Regions from separate parts of the Mus musculus genome. Here regions 1, 3, 4 and 5 are each linked to region 2. Evidence: chromatin loops called from intact Hi-C (ENCODE). Cell type or tissue: gastrocnemius. All regions are shown on one strand. Region 1 overlaps Osbpl11 (oxysterol binding protein-like 11). Region 2 overlaps Heg1 (heart development protein with EGF-like domains 1). Region 3 has its middle 55 kb from the start of Snx4. Region 4 has its middle 44 kb from the start of 1700007L15Rik. Region 5 overlaps Slc12a8 (solute carrier family 12 (potassium/chloride transporters), member 8).

Region 1 (4,000 bases), 550 kb after region 2:
GCATATATATAGTCTGCTTTCCCTGAACCGTTTCTGTCCATGAGACTTACTCTTTTGTCCAGTCCTGTAGCCCTATAACCTGAGTGTTGTACTCTGCATTAACCCTGCAAAGCCCCAGGCAGAACACAACAGAAATTATTTCCTCAAAGGATCAAGGTGTCCATAATTCACCATTTGGAAAGTCATTTCTTAGTCTGAGTTCTCCACACCAAGCCTTGTCTCTGGAAGGTGTCCTCCCCTGCCTGGTGGCATGTCATAAAAGCACTGCAGCTGAGCATGTCCTGCAAGAACTGGACTTCTAGGGTTATCTAGGGAGGTTATCTCCATATCTAGTGGATTATGGGGAAAAACTTTCCTAAAATCTTACTATACAGCTGGGCGTGGTGGCGCACGCCTTTAATCCCAGCACTCGGGAGGTAGCGGCAGGCGGATTTCTGAGTTCGAGGCCAGACTGGTCTACAAAGTAAGTTCCAGGACAGCCCCAGGGCTATACAGAGAAACCCTGCCTTGAACCCCCCTCCCCCCCAAAAAAATATTACTATACTAACCACCTTAAGAAAAGCATAGACATGTTAAAGCCATCAAAGGGGGTCAGAAGATATGGTTCAGTGGGCAAAGGGCTTGCATGTGCAAGTATAAGACCTGAATTCAGATCCTTAGCTGACATTAAAAAAAAAAATCGCAATTGCATGCCTTTAATCTCAGTGCTGGAAAGAAATGGGAAGTCATCCCGGGCTTCACTAGACAGACAGTCTAGCCAACTGGTGAGCTCCAGGTTCAGTGACAGACCATCCCAGAAATGAGGTAAAGGGCTGGAGACCTGGCTCAGCACAGAAAGGCACTGGCCAACAAATCTAATGATAGGATTTCCAGCTAGGAGCCTACACTGGAGAAGGAAACAGGTCACTCCTGCAAGTTGTCCTCTGACTTCCACACACACACACATACATGGCACATACTCATGCTTTGTGCATGTATACACAGACACACTAAATGTGTGTGTGTGTGTTTATATTTAAAAGACAAAGGTAGAGGGTGATGGAGGAAGTCACCTGTCACTGACCTTCACGAACCCACATGGCCTCTATTCAGTCACCACTTTTCCTTTCTTACTAATGGTATTCCTCATTTGCAAGTTACTGTACCAGTCACTTAATAGCCAACAGTAATCACAATATAGTGATTTGTGTTCTAATGTTATGAATTCTTTATTGGTGAATACATATAAAAAAGTTAATTTTAAATAAGGCATACTAGCACATACCTGTGATCCCTGAACTCAAGAGGCAAAAGAATCAGGAGTTCATGGTCAGCTACCAGGCCAGAGATAAATAAAACTACAGTCTCAAAGAAAGGTTTAGGTTTCTCATAAAAATTACAAGAAAGATGCTGATGGTGATTGACTTAATAACAGCATAAATCCAGTCTCATAAGAAGCAGATTCAAGCTGGGCATGGTGGCAACCTGCCAGAAGTCCTAGCCTTTGGAAGGTTAAGGCAGGTATATGAATGAGTTCAAAGCCAACCTGGGCTACATAAAAAAGAGACCCTGTCTCAAAACAGCAACAGAAGAACAAGACTCAAATAAGTGTAGACTACTGCTTGTCTTGATATATGAAACACCAGCCCCCAGACTGTACAGAAACAACTTGAGCACTATTATCCTTTGGCATGGACAATCGCGGGCTCTCTTTCATCTCTCCCCTTCTCTGTCCAATAACTAGTTAGCACAACTGTTTGATGTGGGAAGACTGTGCCACCTGCTGGCCATGAGAAGATGCTGTGAGACTCAATGTTTTGCTTTGGGAGCTGTGGGTATGCTATAGCCCAGACTGGTTTCAATGCAAGCTAGCATCCCCTAATCCAACTATCCCAAGTTCTAATTCCCACCATACATACACCAAAATCTGAAAGCTCTCAGCCTGAAACACTGCTGACCAAGTTTCTGACGGAAGCCTGTGTCTGAGTGTGTGTAACCTTCTACCTCACGCTCTACTCTTTAGAAGTGTATACATTTTTGCAGATCTTAATAAACATTTTAATATTAAGACAATCTGGTTGCTAATTGAGGAAAACATTACATACCTCATTTTATCATGATATTTCATGTTCCATGAATCAGGTGATTAAAAACAAGACACTGGAAACTAAGCTATGAAGAAGTTATCTTCAGTAATACCACTGCCCACAAATTGGATATATTTCTGATATTTCAAAGTATCATCTCCTTGGAATTCGTCCTGGAAGCTGTCTAGGGAAATAGTTGGTGAAGGGGCTTGGTGGTTGCTCTTCCAGGGGCCCTGAGTTCTCTTCCTAGCACCCATGTTGGGTGGTTCACAATTGGCTGTCTGCCCAGTGGTATTAATACATTTAGTCTGACACTCCTCCTAGATTGTTTCAATTCCCAAATTCCATTATTACTCCATACTTACTTCTTTTTGTTTGTTTGATAGTCTTGCTATATACACATTCACAGACAGACAGATACACACACACACACACACCCTACCTACCTACCTCCTAGGCTAGCCCTGAACTTCTCAAGCCTTAACTCCCTAAGGGGTGGTGTCACAGGTGTTAGGCTCCAACCATTAACCTTTATCAGACTTAAGTTACATAAAATGTTTAAAATCAACCTTGCTTTAAACACTTTCAGATCCTTTCAGTTAAGAACAAGCGACTCCCAGGCAGTGGTGGATTGCCTCTTTAGTATCAGCACTTGGAAGGCAGAGGTAGACAGATCTCTGGGTTTGAGGCCACCCTGATCTACACAGCAAATTCCAGGACAGCCAGGGCTACACAGAGTGAATCTGTTTCAAACAAACAAACAAACAAACAAACAAACAGGAAAAAGAAACAAGAAAGGGAGGGAGGGAGGGAGGGAGGGAGGGAAAGGGATTATTACAAAGCACTCTGAAAACCCACTGAAAAGTAAGAGAAATTCCCCAGGAGAAAAACGTCACACAGAGAAAACAGCAGTACGGGTCTCTGGCACTGGAGCACATAACAACAGGAGTATGTTGTTTAAAGACCTTTCTTCTTTGCCTTTTCAAGTTTTCCTTCAAGTGTCCAGTGTGTATGAGCTCCCTCTCTCCATGCCCCTCCCTCCCATCAGTCCCCTTTGTCCCACTGGGCAGTGTTGCATCTACTTTCACATCACAGTCACATGCATCTATTTTATGTATCTATACACAATCTAGGAGCTACAAACCAGAGACTATGTATTATATCTGTCTAAAAAGAATATCTCATCAAACAGAGTACAGGAGGCTATGGTAACAGGGCTGGGGTGACAGGACCTGCTGACTGAGTAGATGTGAAATGAGAAAGGGACAGCGTGAGAGAGAAAAAGCCACTGGTTTGTTCCAGCACCCAAACTGATCATTTTCATTATTGTAGTATTCTCCAGTAGATATTCTACTAGAACTACAAAGGGTCTCAGGATTGCCCTATTCACAAGCTAGCAAATTAACAGGCTACAATTTCATAGGGAAATGGCCGACTCCTGTGCAGGAATGGACACACTGACTTCAGTCCTCAGGGCAATAGCAGCACACCGGTCACAAAGAGGGCAAGCAACACCTACACCCAAGACAGAGTGTGTTAAAGGGCAGAACTTCAAGGCCTGGCTAGAACACAAGTCTTATCAAAAAGCAGCAAGCTGTACTACTGACTCTGCCAAATAAGACTTTGTTTCATCACATAAGACTTAAATTTCATCACAATAAAAAGATGTAAGCAATGGCACACATGATCTGTCTTCCAAGGAAGCAGTGAGCAGAGGGACTGGCTGCCCTTTGCTCCATAGTTGTTTTCAAGGCTGTGTAACAGCAGCCTAGAAGACAGAGGCACATTCCAAGGCTTCCGCCAGCCCTTCCTCTGAAAAGCAAAACTGCTTGCTAATGCAGAAAAGAGACCTGCCTTTTAGCTAGCTGTCGTTAGCAGGTAGAAAGCCAAAAACACAAGGTTTGAAGTGTTTAAAGTTTGGAGAGGCAGTCCCT
Region 2 (4,000 bases):
GTGCCACGCAACTGCTGGGGACCCGAAGTTACCTCGGCAAGAGTGATCCATCTTGTTGAACTGGAAGTAGCCAGACTTGCACTGACAGAGCGCGACACCATCCAGGTCGGTGCAGATGGAGGTCTCTTTGTCACATTCTGGACTCTTCCGCTTACACAAGCTGCCCGCTGGGATGTGAAAAACAAGGCAGTGAGACCAAACCAAACCTCTTCTTCACACCTTATGACGCATGAACTTGCTATTTCAATAGGCTCAGGGGAGAGTTTCCCAGAGTCTTCTTGGAACCATAGTCCTCTGAGGCCCTACACAGTCTCTACCTCTTGTTCCCTGGTCACCGCCAGTAAATAAATATTCACAAGCATTCCCTATGGAGAAACCAAACTGAGGAAGGAAAGGGCGCTGCCCAACCTACAAATGCAGCCTGGTGTATTCTGTACCTTCACGTTTAAGGACTGGGAGTAAGGGAGGTGGGGGGTGGGGCTGGAACAAACCCAGAAAATGTGACCATGTTCTTAGGAAGTCAGGAGCTTGGACCCAAACCAACCAATACAGTCAGACCAGTCTCAAGTGGAAACATGTCCGGGCTCTGTGTCCTAGGGGCCCAGGACCACTCTGTGGTAAGGCAGCTTGCTTTGCTCTCAGTGTGTTGCCTTTTGGAGGCTTATTATAGAACGAGGTTTGTATGGTAATCTGATTCCCCAGGGTTGGCAGGAAGCTGTCTGTCTGTCTGTCTGTCTGTCTGTCTGTTTGTCTCCCCACTACAGTGTTAGGAAGGTTTATTCAGCACTGGATCTGCAGCACAGAGACCAGTAGGTGAGCATGTGCTGGGGTGGGGGTGGGGGTGGGGGTGGGGGTGGGGGTGGGGAAGTCCTACTGGCCTGATCAGTCGCTACACCATCACCAGGAGAAACAGGCAGACGAGGAAAGAACCCAGTTTTAAGGCTGGTTTTGTGTTCATTTGGGGGCTTTATTCATCTCATGGTTGATAAAGAATCAGCTTATTCGTATCAAAAAGCATTCACTGCTGGGCACATAGTCCTCTGGGAGGTTTTAATACGGCCAAGATAATGAAGAGTACATTTTACCACCCAAGATACACGTCAGTGGGCGCACAGGGAGAACAGAACTATGAAACCAACATGACAGCGGCTAATAACTTATCCTCACATGGCAGATGTGTGCTTCTGCTGTTGGGGGGTCAAAAGCAAGTTGAACCCAGGAGGAGAGTGGCAGGGGGATGGGAAGAGTCTGAGCATTGTACAATGAAAATTGGGTGCTAATTTTGTAGGCATTGTCAAAGAAAAGGCCCCAGGCTCTTCAGAAGGTGCCTGTTAATTCTGCAAAATTAACCCTTGCCTGGGCAAATTCTGGTGATGGGAGCTGACACCAGGGCTTGATGGGCCCCGTGTGGAATTCCCAGCATCCATCCCTCTTGAGGGTCCCGAGAACTGAGACTGACTGTCTAGCCGGGTGAATTAGGGCACAGCTTCATTTCCCAGTGCTGAATTGAATTTCCTGCCTTTATCAGTGGAAGCTGACATGTTAAATCTGGGCTCCTTTGTTTATTGTTTTTAAAAAAAAGTTTGTATTTAAGGGGAAATGTTTAAACGGAAAAATCTCACCAGGCAAACTTTGCAAAGCTGGCACCAGGGAGGAACTCAGCTTCCGGCACCTCACATCTGACTTCTCTGAAGGCTTTGCCAGTCAATGAGACTTAGCAGAGAAAAACACCTCCAAGTATAAGGAGTATCCAGGCCATCCTAGGCTGGGAAATCCCACTCTGATTGGGTATTTTCTGGAAGTCAATGTTAAGTTCTCCTTCCATCCTGCCCACTGATCTAGGCTGCTAACGAATATTCATTGCCAAAAGCAACCAGTTCCTGCCTGCTGCCAGATTTCTGCTTGAACAGGGAGGGCAGGCCCCGCCCCTCCAATGAGGAGTGGCTTTCTCAATGAACGTGTCTCATAAAGCCACCCAAAAGGACCATGCAGAATCTCACTTAAATCGATCCTTGGTGATGTGAGTCTTCTGCATTCACCGTTCCCATGGTCTTTCCTGGGCATAACATCCGTCAAGATAGACAATGAGTACTCAGTAAGCCAAGGCTGAGGCCATGAGGGGGGATTTCCAAAGTCTCTAAATCCCAGGAGACCATGAGGACTAAAGGGCTTTGAAAGGAGGGAGATGGACATTCTCTGAACTGAGGGGACAAAGCCCTTCTCGCCAGCGGCAATGTCCAGAGCATCCTAGTGCTGCCCGGATGCTAGAAACCCAAAGGTGTGCAGCACCTGCTGGTCTAGCCTCCTCTCTAGCTCCAGAAAAATTACCAAGAGCCAGAGCTGGATCCTTTGGCAAAACCTAGAGAAGATCTGGAGGAAAAACAGATGTGAGTCCAATTTTGGCTACTAGGCATGGCTGTCTTTATGCTCAAGGGACTGGAAGGGAACACAGTGAGGATGGCCTCCTCATGGGGACAAGAGTCTTTCTATAGGCCACATGGGGGCAGTCCAAGCAAAGCAGCTGGGTGAGCGAGCACTCCTGCTAGGGCAGGCTCTTGCGCATCCACACAATCTTGCCAACTTGATCTGCAAAGCACAGATGCACAAGCTGGCAACAGAAAAGTACCTTGGTCCAATGCTGACCACGCCAAATGCAGTCTAGAAATGGTTAGCAAACTGAAGGGTGCCTACCTCACTGGGAGGAAAAATAGTACCCTGGAGCCCTGGGCATGAGAAACAAAACCATACAACCAGAGAGCCTCAAAGTATCCAGCACCCTAGAACAGGGCATGAACTTTGAACAAAAACACTCCAACTCTGTTATGTTCAGCTCATTTCCCCCCAGTTACTAAGTAGCCAGCCCCCCAGAGCCTATCTCAGGGTGAAAGCATCAGCTCCCAAGCTCTGCAGTGCAACTGTTCACTCGAGGAAAGCTCTGGACCAGCAGTTACAACATCCTGACCCACTGGGAATGGCCTAGACTAACCAGCGGATATGGCACCAAAACCTGATACCTTCAATTTATGTCTAACATCTGGATGCCAGATGGGGGAGACTTAGCCTAAGCTCTCCTTCCTTTGCCAGACCTCAACCACTGGTCCAATGAGCTAACCAGAGTACACTTTGATCACCAAGAGGGACTAGCCCACTGTGTCTAGGGGCGGTTCTCATTCCAGCAAAGTGTTCTTCTCCCAGCTATAAAACTATCCCTGAAAGACGCAAGTCTGTCTTCCAGACTTGTCCTGAGTCACCTTTCTCATTGGCCTTACCCCAACACAGGGCAAGAGCCTCCGACCAAACAAGAACAAAGGAAGGGAGAGTCCTGTCATTACGGCACTCCTGGGAGCATCCTGCCATGCTCCCTCTTAGTCATTCTATGGTTTTATGATAGAAAACAAACAAAAGATAGGTAATACTGCATGAGCATAGCTCTTTGTTTTTTCTTAGTCATCACCATATAAAGATTGTTGGATCATTGGCAACTTGACAGACTCTATATGTCACTTTCTGTCTCCCCAGGAAGCGGGAGTAACAGCTTTTGGTTCCTTCAGCTCCTGTAATATCTTCCTCTCACCCTGGCACTGTATAGAAGAAAAGAAGGAGCCAGATACCAAGGAGCTGATGCTGTAAAAGGCCATGTGTAGACAGATGTGTGCACTGAGTGTCATGAAGGCTTGTGCTTATAACTTCTAAAGACAAGCTCTGTGAAGGAGCTTTTCTGGGCCTGAGTCCCCAAACCTCCCATCTCTAAGTCTATGCCTACCTGCAAGAGCAGGTTTCCCCCCCTAGAGGACTCCCATCTTACCTCGAAAGACCCGCCTCTGAGACCCCAAGAGCTGGCAGACTTCAGCAGAGGACCTGCAGGAGTTGACATATTTCTGGATCCTGTCTGCCAGGTCAAACAGTGTCACATTGGAGGCCAGGGCAAAGGTGGTTTTCAGTGAGATGAAAACTGTACTGGGCTCCCTGTGGGCAAAGTTAGCAAGGCCTTAACTGACTT
Region 3 (4,000 bases), 430 kb after region 2:
GCCTCAAGCTTTCTCACAACTTCTGGGGAAATGGGGTTGCTTTCTCAAGGAAATGAGAGGCCCTGCTAGGAACACAGAAAATGCATGGCTCTTGTGATGTTGTTGCCTGGGTTAGCCTGGTACTACGTAGTTCAGGATGGCCTCAAAGTCACATAGCCTCTCTTGTTCAGCTTCTCAGGGGCTGGTATCAGAGGCATGGGCCACCATCCCCAGACTGTCAGGTTCTGGACTAGGATGTGAAGAGAGCAGGGGTGGCCATGGCTCAGGGGAGAGCTGATGCCAGCCGAGCGACTGGCACTTGTGGACCACTAGGCCATATTTGACTTGTGCTGGCAGCTGCAGGGAGGAGCAGCCTCCAGCTTTACAGTGATGTCTGGGGCCTGAAGCTTCTCCTCTGGCTGTGGAGTAGACAGACAAGCACGATGAGACCGGCACCTGCCAGTGACCAACCCATGCTGTGAGTTCAAAGATCTCTGTCCGCAAAACACTGAGTGTGGGGCCGGGCTGCTCGTAGGCTGACCATGTGAAGAGAGATGTCTGTGTGCCAGTCCCAAGTACCCTGTCCTCGAGGCTTGAGTGGGTATGGTCTGGCTCCGTGCCAACTGCTTTGTCAGCAGAGGCAAGCAGAAAAACAACCTTTTAAGTCCTTCATGATGTGTGTGTGTTGAAGAATATATGGTGAATCTTGGTTTCTTAAAAAAAAAAAAAACCCAGTTATGCTATGTGCATGTTTTTGTTTTAATCTCAGGTGTGGGATAGAGGTTCCTTTAGTTTGTCCACAGCTGCTGTGATTTTTTTTTCATATTCTAGGAGGGGTGTGATCTTTGCCAGCTAAAAAATTGTTTATATTTGGAATTCTGGCGACTCTTGAGAGGGTATAAATGCGAGAGCCCTGAGCACGCGTGTGGAGGCTGCTTCTGGTTCCTCCTGCTTCCTCCTGGGCTCTGCTGCACTTGCTATTGCTGGATTGCTGGTTGGAGATGTCCTGAAGATAGAGATTGGATTTGCCACGGAACCCAATGCCCCTAGTCAGCAGGAAGTAGTATAAAGAGGTCTATACCTTTCCCTTCTAAACCTCTTTCTTACCTAGTGTTGCGGTGGGAGGATGGAAGGCATTAAGGTGGAATAAGGACTGGAAGTGTGGTAGGTATAAGAACCCAATAAAATAACAACAACAAAAATATCCAAGACAAAAACACAAGGACATACTATACCATCTTTCTAATCTAAAAGTGTGAAAACTTCTCATCTCTTCATTCTCCCAAGTGGAGTGTGTATTTCTCTTTTTGAAATAGTTTTTGGAGGCATTCGGGTATATTCCCAGCCTGGACAACATGACAAATCCTATTCTCAGAAGGACTGGGTTAGGATGTGTGGCTCAGTGGTAGAGCACCTGGATTCTCCCTGGAAGCCCTCCTTAGAGGACAGGCAAGCTCAACTCCCCCTCAAAAGGCTTCACTGCGTAGGACAGTGAGGTATCATCCAAGCCTGGTGAGTCCCCAGAAGACAGTCTCCTCTGAGTAATTACATTGCCAAAATGTAGGTAGAAAGGTCCAAGTTTAAAGGTCTGTTTACTTTATTGCCCTTTTACCACATGGACTGTGCCTGCTTGGTTAATGTTTATTTTGTTGAATAATCTAGTTTTAGTCACATCAATAAAAGTCCGTGCTACTTTTATAAAACAAAAACCAGTTTCAACCAGAGGTTTCTCCTGGGTCCGTTAGCTTTGCTGCCACCTAGTGGCACACTCCTAGAGTGCAGGGCTGGCCATATGGGACAGCCACCAGAGTTCCTTCCCTGGGCTAGAGTTCAGGGACTGCCTATAAGTGAGGTAGCCAGCCTGACCGAGGTTTACTCTAAATTCTAATTTCTACATACTAAAATAGAAAGTTCTCTATATGGGGGCAGGAGATTGTCACAATCAAAAGAACCAATGACCATCAAATGCCTAGTGTCCTGTAATTATTCAATGTCTTGGTGGAGAACTTGCTCTCACGGAGTGGTTTCCAACTGTTTATTATTATTAAGTATTATTATTAGTCTGTTTATTTAATGTGCATTGGTGTTTTATGTGCATGTATGTTGGCATAAGGGTGTCAGATCTTCTGGAACTGGAGTTATAGACAGTTATAAGCTGCCACATGGGTGCTCAGAGTTGAACTCATGTCCTCTGGAAGAGCAACCAGTGCTCTTTACTGTCGAGCCATCTCTCCAGCCCCTCCCAGATGTTTTTTTATAGATTCCTGGTCTCATGGTTTCTGTCACTGACCCCAGTGATATTACAGACAGGCACTACATTGTCAGGCACAACCTAAGTCTACGTTGGTCAGGCACTGTGGACCAGAGGTGAGAGAGAGAGCCCGATCAGGAGGGGTGTGGGTAAATCTAGCAAGTGATATTTAACAAATAAAGAGAAAGTCAGCCAGGAGCCCAAGGACTGGGAGAGGGCTGCCTGGATGGCGGCACAAGGGGGCACTAAGTCAAAAACACTGCAAGATTTTAAGAATGAATGACTCAGCAGAAGACAGCTGAAGATTCCAATTTTATAAATCTATAAATGAATTGAGCATGGTGGCACACATCTGTAATGCTTGTAAACTTGAAGGCTGAGATGGGAAGACTTGGAGTTTGCTAACCTGGGCTACACAAGATGCTGACAAAAATAAGGGGTGCAGAGGTAGTTGTCGCTAATGCGCTTGCCACACAGACACAAGGGCCAAAGAATCCACCCCAAAAGCTGGGCACACTGAGGATCCCATCCCATCACTGAGGAGGAAGTAACCGGTGAACCCCAGAGTTCACTGACCAAGATTCAGGGAGGGAGCATGGCTATGGTTGCCAACTGGACATGCCAGGGAGGCGGAAACCCCAGTTCAAGAACTGCCTCCATCAGACTGGCGTATGGATATGTTTTGGGAGCATTGTCTTGACTGCTAATTGATGCGGGAAGGCCCAGCCCATTGTGAGCGGTGCCTTCTCTGGGTAGCAGCCTGGGCTGTATAAGAAATGTCAGCTGAAGTGCTCCTGTGGGAAAGCCAGTGTTCCTCCATGGTCTCCACTTCAGTTCCTACCTTGAGCTCCCTTGATGGATTGACACCTGTAAGCCAAATAAACCTATTATTCCCAAGATGCTTGTATCACAGCAACAGAAAGCAAAGGACATATACCTTTAAGGTAGGTTAAAATGGAGAAAAGAAAACGAGAAATTAGGCAGCTGGGTGTTGCTGTAGAAGAGAAGCACTATTTGTTGAGACAGAGTCCCACAGTGTAGCCCAGGCTGGACTCAAATTGCTTGCTGATCCTTCTATTCCAGCCCCCTAACTCCTAATATGACAGATGTGCACCACATCTAATGATGCGGGAGATTCTGACACATCTACACTATACTTGATAGATGAGGGAGAACAAAACAGATTACAATAAGGAAAATACTTGGACTCCAGTTTAGAGGCTTCCATAGTGGCCCACAGGGTGCACTGACCCCTGGTCCCTATAGCTATCCTTAATGCATACCAGGATTTGATCCTCTGAGCTCTTTCCATACTTACAAGCCAGCCATTTCAAGCACTTCAGGCTGCGTCCTCTCCAGGGGAGCTTCAGCAGTTTCAGGCCATGGTGTTTCTGAACAGAAGCATAGGGAAGCTCTCCCAGAGGAGGTAATGGGGGAGACCGTACGTCTAGGCACAGGAGGGGACCGAAGCTGAGCCAAGTCAGGCAATCGAAGTGGCCTTTCCAAAAGCCTGAAGCAATGAGAAGCCGATGCTGTGGTGCCCCAAGTTTGTGTGCTTGGATGTTAACCCCCAATGCAACAGTGTTAAAAGGTGGTTGGGCCGGAAGTGGTGATGCATACAAACCTGTACCCTCAGCACTCCGGAGGCACAATCAGGAGAATCTCTGGGTTTGAGGCCAGCCTGGGCTGCACAGAAAGACCCTATTTCAAAACAAACAAAAAGAGGCGTTGGGCCAGGAATTGGTTAATGTTGATTATGGAAAGGCTTTT
Region 4 (4,000 bases), 400 kb after region 2:
GGGAACTCACACTGCCTGCAACTTCAGCTCTGGGGGGTCAAACACTCCTAGTTTCTGAAGACAATTGTACTCACATGTGAGCTACACACACAAGTAAAGATAAATTAAATCTTTTTAAAAACAGAGAGATGGAGACACTTGAATATAGAGTGGGAACACTGAGCAAGCCTGTATTCGGGTCATCTAATCACACCCATGCATGCGTTTCCTGCCTGCATTTGTACACATGGAGGCTGCTAAGAGCTCATGAAATTTCAGAGGGAATGTGCCGTCTTAACCAGGACTACCCTGCCCCTTGCAGAATATAAATAAATATGCTGTCCCTCCCTCAACAGAGCGAGGGACCTGAAAGCCAAACAGACACTGTGGACACAGAGTTGCCCTCAATAAATATTTGTTAAACAAGCACATGCATGAATGAATGAACAAACACATCTTGCTTCCTGTGACTCTGGACAGGCCCACATGCTCAGCACATTTAAATTCCTCCTCAAACACCATTGTTCCTCTGGGCCGATGCTCATCTCACAGAGTCTGTTTGCAAGCCTGCCTCCTTCTCTCAAAGGTGAACCTGGTATTACTGAGATAATATGGATTTTAGCAGGCAGTATTTAGGCCGCGTGTTGGAGCTATTAGAGATTGGAAGGATCCACTTGGGCCAGATGCCAGCTTCGTATGTTTAAAACCCTGGTATAGGTTAGGACTGTAGGTAGGTGGGAAGGTGCTTATGAAGGGCACAGGTTCAAGTCCCAACATAAGGGGTACAGATTTAAATAATAGGTTGAGCTTGCTGTGGTATTTTCCCCCTCCAAAAGGTGACTGGCCCTTGATGGAAGTCCTCTATGGCGGTTTCTTTTGTTGTGTTTGTGTGATTTTAATTTTTGTTGTTTTTGTTTTTCTAGACATGGGTTCTCTGTGGAATAGCCCTAGCTGTCCTGGACTTGCTTTGTAGACCTGGCTGGACTCAAACCAGCCTGCTTCTGCCTCCTGAGTGCTGGGATTAAAGGCATGCGCCACCACACCAGGCAAGATTTAAAATTTGTACTGTTATATCTACTTTGTATTTTGCATGTGCGCTTGTGGGCAAGAACTGGTGAATGTCATGTGTATAGAGGTCAGAGGCCAACTTGCAGGAACCGGTTCTTGCCTTCTAGCTGTGGGTTCTGGGGGTAGGGGTTGAACTCAGGTCATCAGACTTGAGGGTGGCGTTTGTGGGCTGAGCCCTCCCACAGACCCTGCTTCCGTCTGATTTTGAGACAGTGTTTCATGACCTCGGCACACTCAGGTAGCTCAGAAACAAACAATCAAACCAAACCAAAACAACGTCCCCCGGCACCACTTTTGCCTTCGGTTCACCTACCTTTCTTGTCTGCGCTTTTTAAATTTAGGAGAGTATTTCCAGGAGACAGTGATCCTGGAGGGAAATTAGAACAAACGCTTCCTGATCGATTACGAGTCACTCGCAAAACCAGGAAATCTCGTATTATAGAGTCATTGTAGATGGTGACGTGTTAGAGATCAAATATAAACAAACAAAAGATGGACTTGGTAGTTGTTGCTTAATGGGCTCAGGGGCGCCCTCCTGTGGGCCAGTCCCTACCCCGGGCCTCCAGAGACTGCGGCCCTCCCCTGAGCTTCCATCTGGAGCCTGGTCTGTTGAATGAAAGGTATGCACATCCTCACCGTAGAGGGAGAGTCGCCAGGTTCAGCTTTCAAACTGCAGAAATGAAGAGCAAGCCAAATGATGACATCACCGTTGGTTTGCGAGGCTGCCTGCCTCCTGGTGGAGGGCACAGAAGCTTCACTTTTGTCCTTGCTGTGGGACTGGCACTGACTGGCCACTTCTGGCTGAAGGTCAGAGCTGAAGCAGACCCACTACCCTTGGAAATCCCTGTCTTGTTTCTGTCCAGACCAAACCTCCTCCTCTTCTTTGTTTCTTTTTGTTGTGTTTTTGTTTTTTTTTTTTCAAGGCAGAGTCTCATGTGGCCCAGGCTGGTCCAGAACTTGCTTTGTAGCTTTGAACTCCCTGATCATTCTGGCTCCACCTACCAAGTGCTGGGGGTTTCAGGTGTCCGACACCATGCCGTGTAGACAGGACACTCTCTAGGCCAGTAGTTCTCAGCCTTCCTAATGCTGTGACCCTTGCATACAGTTCCTCATGTTGTAGTGACCCCCCAACCATAAAATTATTTCATTGCTACTTTGTAATTTGGCTAATTATAAATCACAGTATAAATATCTGATAGGCAACCCCCATGAAGGTCACAACCCACAGGTTGAGAACCACTGCTCTAGAGCATTCTTTAGAGCCCTGTCTCTCTGGGGCAAGACAAGAACAAGGGAGTGAGGGAGCTAAGAGAACCACCGCTTACATTTGTGGGGGGCACCGCCTTAGCCCATAGCCTGCTTCCCAGTGTTCCAGGCAGGGGGATCAGGAGACCAAAGCCAACACCCACTATTGCTCTTAGTCCCTGCCTGCCTTCTAGAATATTCTACCAGCTTCTGGCTAGGGACCAGCTAGTGATTCTATATCATTTCTAGTTTGACATCGAAACCTCTGAGTTTTCAGCCAACATCACAGCAAGGCCAGTCTCCTCCATCCCTCCCTCCCTCCCTTCCTTCCCCACACCCTTTCTTCCTCTCCCCGTCCCCCTCCCCCCCATCTCCCTTCCTCCTGTCGCCTTCCTCATTTTTTATCCTCCAGAGACTATACCTGAATAGACCACACACATTTTCATGATATTTCCTAACGAAAACTAAAGGAGTAAATTGCAAACCTGCATTCATAACTATTTCTGGGTGCTACAAATTGGTGCTAGCCCTTAGCTGTTTTTCTCTGACCACATAGTTTTCCTATCCTTGAGTGAGACCGTCTCAGTCTGCCTCAGCGCATGCCATTGTCCCAGGACTGACCCAGCCTGGGATTGGCGTCCTTTCTAATTACAGAGAAGCACACACACACCCTCCCCCGCCAGGTCCGGTGCATCTGATATTTCATACCCAGTGTTTGGTTCTGGGTGTCAGATTTTAAGATGCACACTGACAGATTGGAGAGAACAACCAGGTAGTGAGGACTCTGGAAACCATCTTATACCAAGAAGGGGAAGAAAGCAAAACAAAACAAAACAAAATGCTCACCCAGGGCTGGAGAGATGGCTCAGCGGTTAAGAGCACTGACTGCTCTTCTGAAGGTCCTGAGTTCAAATCCTAGAAACCACATGGTGGCTCACAACCATCCGTAATGAGATCTAACACCCTCTTCTGGTGGGTCTGAAGACAGCTACAGCATACTTATATATAATAATAATTTAAAAAATCTTAAAAAACAAAGAGTCAGGCAGTGATGGCACATGCCTTTAATCCCAGCACTTGGGAGGCAGAGGCAGGCAGCTACACAGAGAAATAAAAACCAAAAGTAAAGGAAGGAAGGAAGGAAGGAAGGAAGGAAGGAAGGAAGGAAGGAAATGCTCAACCAGAAGAGAGAGTTTTTTTTGGTTTTGTTTTTTTGTTTTGTTTTGTTTTGTTTTGTTTTGTTTTGTTTTTTGGTTTTTCGAGTCAGGCTTTCTCTATATAGACCTGGATATCCTGGAACTCACTTTGTAGACCAGGCTGGCCTTGAACCCAGAAATCCAGCTGCCTCTGCCTCCCGAGTGCTGGGATTAAAGGAGTGCGCCACCATGCCTGGCTAAGAGAAAGGGTTTATTGCTTGTGTCTGCATGGGTGCAGCATGGTGCTACTTTGAGGGCATCTTAAAGGACCCAGTTTAACTCACCCAGTTCTATTTAAGTGGTGTTGTGTGGCAGTTTCTTCCAAGATTAAAACCTTTCCTCCTGGAGGGAAGCTCACTGTGAGAAAGGATGCTTACAAGGAAGTGAAACACACGGAAGCTCATTAAGCTAAGAAGTGAACACCTGTAAGCTTCAGGAAGTTCCTAAAACTGATCAGATTCACTAGGCCCCTCTGTCCCTAAGCAAACGCAAGCCGTTAGAACAGAGAGACG
Region 5 (4,000 bases), 180 kb after region 2:
CAACTGGGACTCTTCTGAAGCCTCAGTCCCACTATGACATCCCAGCCGTGTGCCTCAGATCACTGTCAAAGCAAATGAGGGTTCTGAAGAGAGGGACCAGGTAAGGGCATCCAGGCAGGCCCAACTTCATCTCTCCCTGAGCATCCATGAGCTTCCAGATTCTGTCCCAGTGTCTATAACAAGAACTTGTCACACTAGCCCTCCGTGGTGAATGGCATCTGCTGAGATCCAATATAAATGAATGACCACACTCCTCAAGTCTAAATCATCCGCAATGCCTGCTTCCAAGTCACCCAAATGCTGCTCATTACCTTTGTCCACAGGGGTCACAGGGGTCACATCTTCGGCTAAACACACTAACATATATATTTAGTGGTAAAAGGGTACCAAGAGGATTTAGGACAGCAATAGGAATGAATGATCTGGGCTAGGCCAAAAACTCCCATACACTGGTTCATTTCAAGGATCCAATCATGAAGATAGAAGGAAAGAGAGAAGGGAAGGAAACCAGAAAGGGAGGCAAGTCAAGTATGGGGAGAGATAAAAGAGAAACAGAAGATAGGATAATGATGATGATGATGATGATAATAATAATAATAATAATAATAATAATAATAAAAACATCTTGGTGGTACACCTTTAATCCCAGCACTCAGAGGCAGAAGCAGAGGCAGGTAGATCTCTGAGTACAAAGTTAGCCTGATCTACATAGTGTTAATCCAGACCCAGCTAGAGTTACACAATGAGATGCTGTCTCAAAAATAAAGGCTATTCACCATGCCCCTTCTACCGCGGCCTCAGATCCCGCAGGCTTGCTACCCTGACCCAGCTGTGCTCCTTGCCCACTCTCAGCTGGCATCTTTGTCAGGGAACTATGCTAAGGAATGGCAGAAATGCTCACCCACGCTGAGGTGGGACTGCCCTCGGGCTCAATGCAGAGGACCAGTGTGGAGCCACCTGCTGTATCACCCCGCCTTCCAGGAAGAAGGCAGCTGCTGGAGAACCCAGGGGTGAGAGGCAGGCTACGTGGGGAGTGACCTCGGTGGCCTGACAATAAACCTGCCGGACTTTGGACCTGAATCTAGCACTTGTTGGCTGAGCTTGTCCGAGATCTCAGTTCCTAGTGGCACTGGGAGAGCATGTCTTTGTCACCACCCTGCCTGGTGTTGTTCACAGGCTTCTATTTCATCTCTTGTTTACCCCTCTAGGGGCTTGGCTCTGACCATCTGACCCCCACAAGAGAAGGCTGGCTGAGAACTCAGGCTCTCAGACCCTCTTGATCTGAAAGAATGGAAGCAGTATAGAGACCCTACCTCTACCTGATGGCACATGGCGCCTCTGAGGTCATACTAGCCAAGCCACTTACTACACAATCTAGGAAAATTGGACCAGCTCTTTGGAGTCTCCACTCCCTTGTCTATAAAGTGGGCATTGTTACCTCACGGCCCCCACTAGGTGTTTCAAGGGTGACTAGGATAATACATATAGAGTGTCCCTCTCCCCGGTTCCTCAAATACGTACATATGTACACACACACACAGCAAAGATCTGTGAGTTCAAGCCTTGGCTGAGCACCAGTCAAGTGAGAGGTTTGGAACAAAGATGGGCGCTATGCTCTCAGCACACTCCAGACCAATGGGTTAGGGGACTTTCTATCCCCAGGTTTCTGGGAGCAGAACACTGGGACCCATAGTCTTTGTCCCACACTACACCTCACTGCCCATCTCTGAAGAAGGCCATGCGGAAGCCTGTAGGAGCAGAGGACACCGGGCAGGGATCCCCAACCCCATGCAGTTTGAAAATACAGGTGGACAGAGGTCTAGCATTGAACCAGAGCTTAGGGTGTTCCCTGCTTCCCTCGGACTCTGCCAGCACTGCTAGGGGCAGGCAGGGCCATGGGGACCAAGGCTGGAATGAAAGTCAGGCCCTCATTGAAATAGTTCTCTGCCTACTCCCAGACTTTGCCTCTCTCTGCTGGACCAGCTGGGAGCTAGCTGCACAGCGGCGCTCTCAGAACCAACGTCCCCTCTCCCGGCTGCTGTTTCGGCATCTCTCAAGTAACCCTGCCCAGCCCTGTCCAGTGTCACTTGAGAGTGTGTGCATGACAGTCCTTGGTGAACAAAAACATAAACACCAGCTCTGGAGAAGCAATCCACACACAGGAGTGGGTGTTTCCTCCTAGGACTGTGGAAGGGAGAAGGGCTGAGTGAGCTGCCCTGGGGCGAGGTATCCTGCCCAGAGGTCCCGAGAGAACACAGACTGCAACTCCACACAGAGGCCACGGAGGGCACTGCAAGGCCGGCCCTCCAGGCAGGCCTTGCCCCACAGCCTGGAAACCACTTGGAGACAAAGCCTGCAGCGTTGGTGTCCACCACAAGGGGCAGGAGCTGGTTGGGAAGGTAATGCCACAGTGGTAACCTGGCCCCTGTTCCCGTTCCAGGACTGAAGCAGGGTGCTAAAAATGGGGTGCAAGACAGGGGTCTCACAGTAAGGGCATGGAGGCCTCCCTTATGGCGGCTACAGACTAGCCGACCGCTCCTGCAGGGACAAAAAAGGCCATGCAGTCTGGCTACCTTTCCTCGTGGGCTCTCTCCATGCAAATATGTACTGCCTGTCTCTGTAAGCCAGTGCTGAGCAATTCTGAAAGATCCAAGCCTTGTCCTTCTTAGCCACCATGTGGGCTGACTTCACACTCCAGAGGAGCAGCCAGAATGTTCGTGTTCACCCTGCTCCACAGGACAGAGCTCACGTATATACTATAAACCTAGGCAAAAGTCCATGCCTTAGGGCATAGGCCTTACACAGGAACCTAAGTCTGATAACTCAGATTTTTGCCTCTCTGCTAGACCAGCAAGGGGCTGACCGCAGAAGCCTGGGTTCCTAGAAATTACTCCTCTCTCCAGACTGCTGCTTCTGCGTCTCTGAGGTGGGAAGCAACCCTGCCCAGCATCTGTCACAGTGTGGTTTTGCTAAGTGGACATATTGTCAGGCTTCTTTCTAAATAGTGACACATATAGACCAGTGCTCCCTGTAATCTTGGTCAGAGACGCATAACTGGTCAAAGAGACTGAACTGATGACTGAGTGAGTCCTCGGTTCTAAATGGGACAGCTATGTGACCTCCATCCCACCCTCAAGGCTGAGACACCATCTCAGATGAGGCAGAAAGAATTGAAGGCCCCAGGTGTGGGGAGGAGCACTGTGGGTGGGGAGGAGCACTGTGAGTGTGGAGGAGCACTGTGGGTGGGGAGGAGCACTGTGAGTGTGGAGGAGCACTGTGGGTGGGGAGGAGCACTGTGAGTGTGGAGGAGCACTGTGAGTGTAGAGGAGTACTGTGGGTGGGGAGGAGCACTGTGGGCACTGTCCTCTGGACATGCCACGATCAATACACTCGGGAACCCACAGCAGCTATGGCCACCGGCAGAAGACCAGGCCAACACAGTCAGGAGTCACCACTCAACAGAAAGTAACAACTGGCTTCAGTGGGCTGCCAAAGCAATACAGAAGCCAGAGCGGATGTGAGGGTGGGAGGAAGATGTGTCGGGGATGTCTCAGGGTTGTTAGAAGGGGTCTTGGGGGTGGATATGACCAAGATATATTACTCACACATAAGAACTTGTCAGTGAAGAAAAGACAATTCTACTTTTAAGAGATAATTAGATTAATCCTAACTTTTAAAAGTAGAAAAATGGAGATAATGAATGAAGGGCCAGAGGGTGTTTGACTTTAATTTGAGATGGTGTGTAGACCATGGGAACTGGCAATATGGAAGCTGGGTTGGAGAACTCTAGGGAGGCAGATGAAGCAGGGCAACGGTGATGATGAAGAAATCCCAGAGTACTCACTGACAGCAGAGAACTGAGCTTCGTGCTCCCCTGATCACCAACAGTAGAGAACTGAGCTCTGTGCTCCCCTGATCACTGACAGCAGGGAACTGAGTTCCACGCTCCCCTGACCATATGAGGACTAGGAAGACCAAGAAGAGAGCAAAGGACTTATTT

The links. A loop is a pair of places that touch in the nucleus more often than their neighbours do. Peaks named below come from ENCODE experiments on the same cell type or tissue, not always from the same donor. Only the 100,000 strongest peaks of a DNase experiment are listed, where the experiment ranks them.
Region 1: it touches region 2 in a loop (2.1-fold over the local background); 7 of 42 quality-filtered maps call a loop at or near these places.
Region 3: it touches region 2 in a loop (7-fold over the local background); 28 of 42 quality-filtered maps call a loop at or near these places.
Region 4: it touches region 2 in a loop (2.1-fold over the local background); 3 of 42 quality-filtered maps call a loop at or near these places.
Region 5: it touches region 2 in a loop (8-fold over the local background); 19 of 42 quality-filtered maps call a loop at or near these places.

Annotation. Positions count from the first base shown.
Region 1 is chr16:33,191,598-33,195,597 of GRCm38, reverse strand. The region is part of intron 1 of Osbpl11 (oxysterol binding protein-like 11); the gene reads right to left. Among named protein-coding and RNA genes, the nearest start is that of Osbpl11, 8.5 kb to the right of the region's middle. In gastrocnemius, a CTCF peak has its summit at 1,771 (motif pointing left); DNase peaks (open chromatin) are centred at 1,481 and 1,752; H3K4me3 peaks cover 664 bases; H3K27ac peaks cover 1,681 bases.
Region 2 is chr16:33,738,529-33,742,528 of GRCm38, reverse strand. It overlaps Heg1 (heart development protein with EGF-like domains 1), which reads right to left. Exons shown (of 15, transcript NM_175256.5): 9 at 3,806-3,966; 10 at 33-167. Among named protein-coding and RNA genes, the nearest start is that of Muc13, 54 kb to the left of the region's middle. In gastrocnemius, a CTCF peak has its summit at 2,497 (motif pointing right); DNase peaks (open chromatin) are centred at 547, 1,916, 2,538, 3,792 and 1 more place; H3K27ac peaks cover 2,575 bases.
Region 3 is chr16:33,304,488-33,308,487 of GRCm38, reverse strand. No RefSeq gene overlaps it. Among named protein-coding and RNA genes, the nearest start is that of Snx4, 55 kb to the right of the region's middle. In gastrocnemius, a CTCF peak has its summit at 1,743 (motif pointing left); DNase peaks (open chromatin) are centred at 552 and 1,744; H3K4me3 peaks cover 316 bases.
Region 4 is chr16:33,335,080-33,339,079 of GRCm38, reverse strand. No RefSeq gene overlaps it. Among named protein-coding and RNA genes, the nearest start is that of 1700007L15Rik, 44 kb to the left of the region's middle. In gastrocnemius, CTCF peaks have their summits at 1,578 (motif pointing left) and 1,778 (motif pointing left); DNase peaks (open chromatin) are centred at 643 and 1,678; H3K4me3 peaks cover 422 bases.
Region 5 is chr16:33,558,771-33,562,770 of GRCm38, reverse strand. The region is part of intron 4 of Slc12a8 (solute carrier family 12 (potassium/chloride transporters), member 8); the gene reads right to left. Among named protein-coding and RNA genes, the nearest start is that of Slc12a8, 43 kb to the right of the region's middle. In gastrocnemius, no CTCF peak of the experiment used is centred here; a DNase peak (open chromatin) is centred at 2,343; H3K4me3 peaks cover 483 bases; H3K27ac peaks cover 2,892 bases.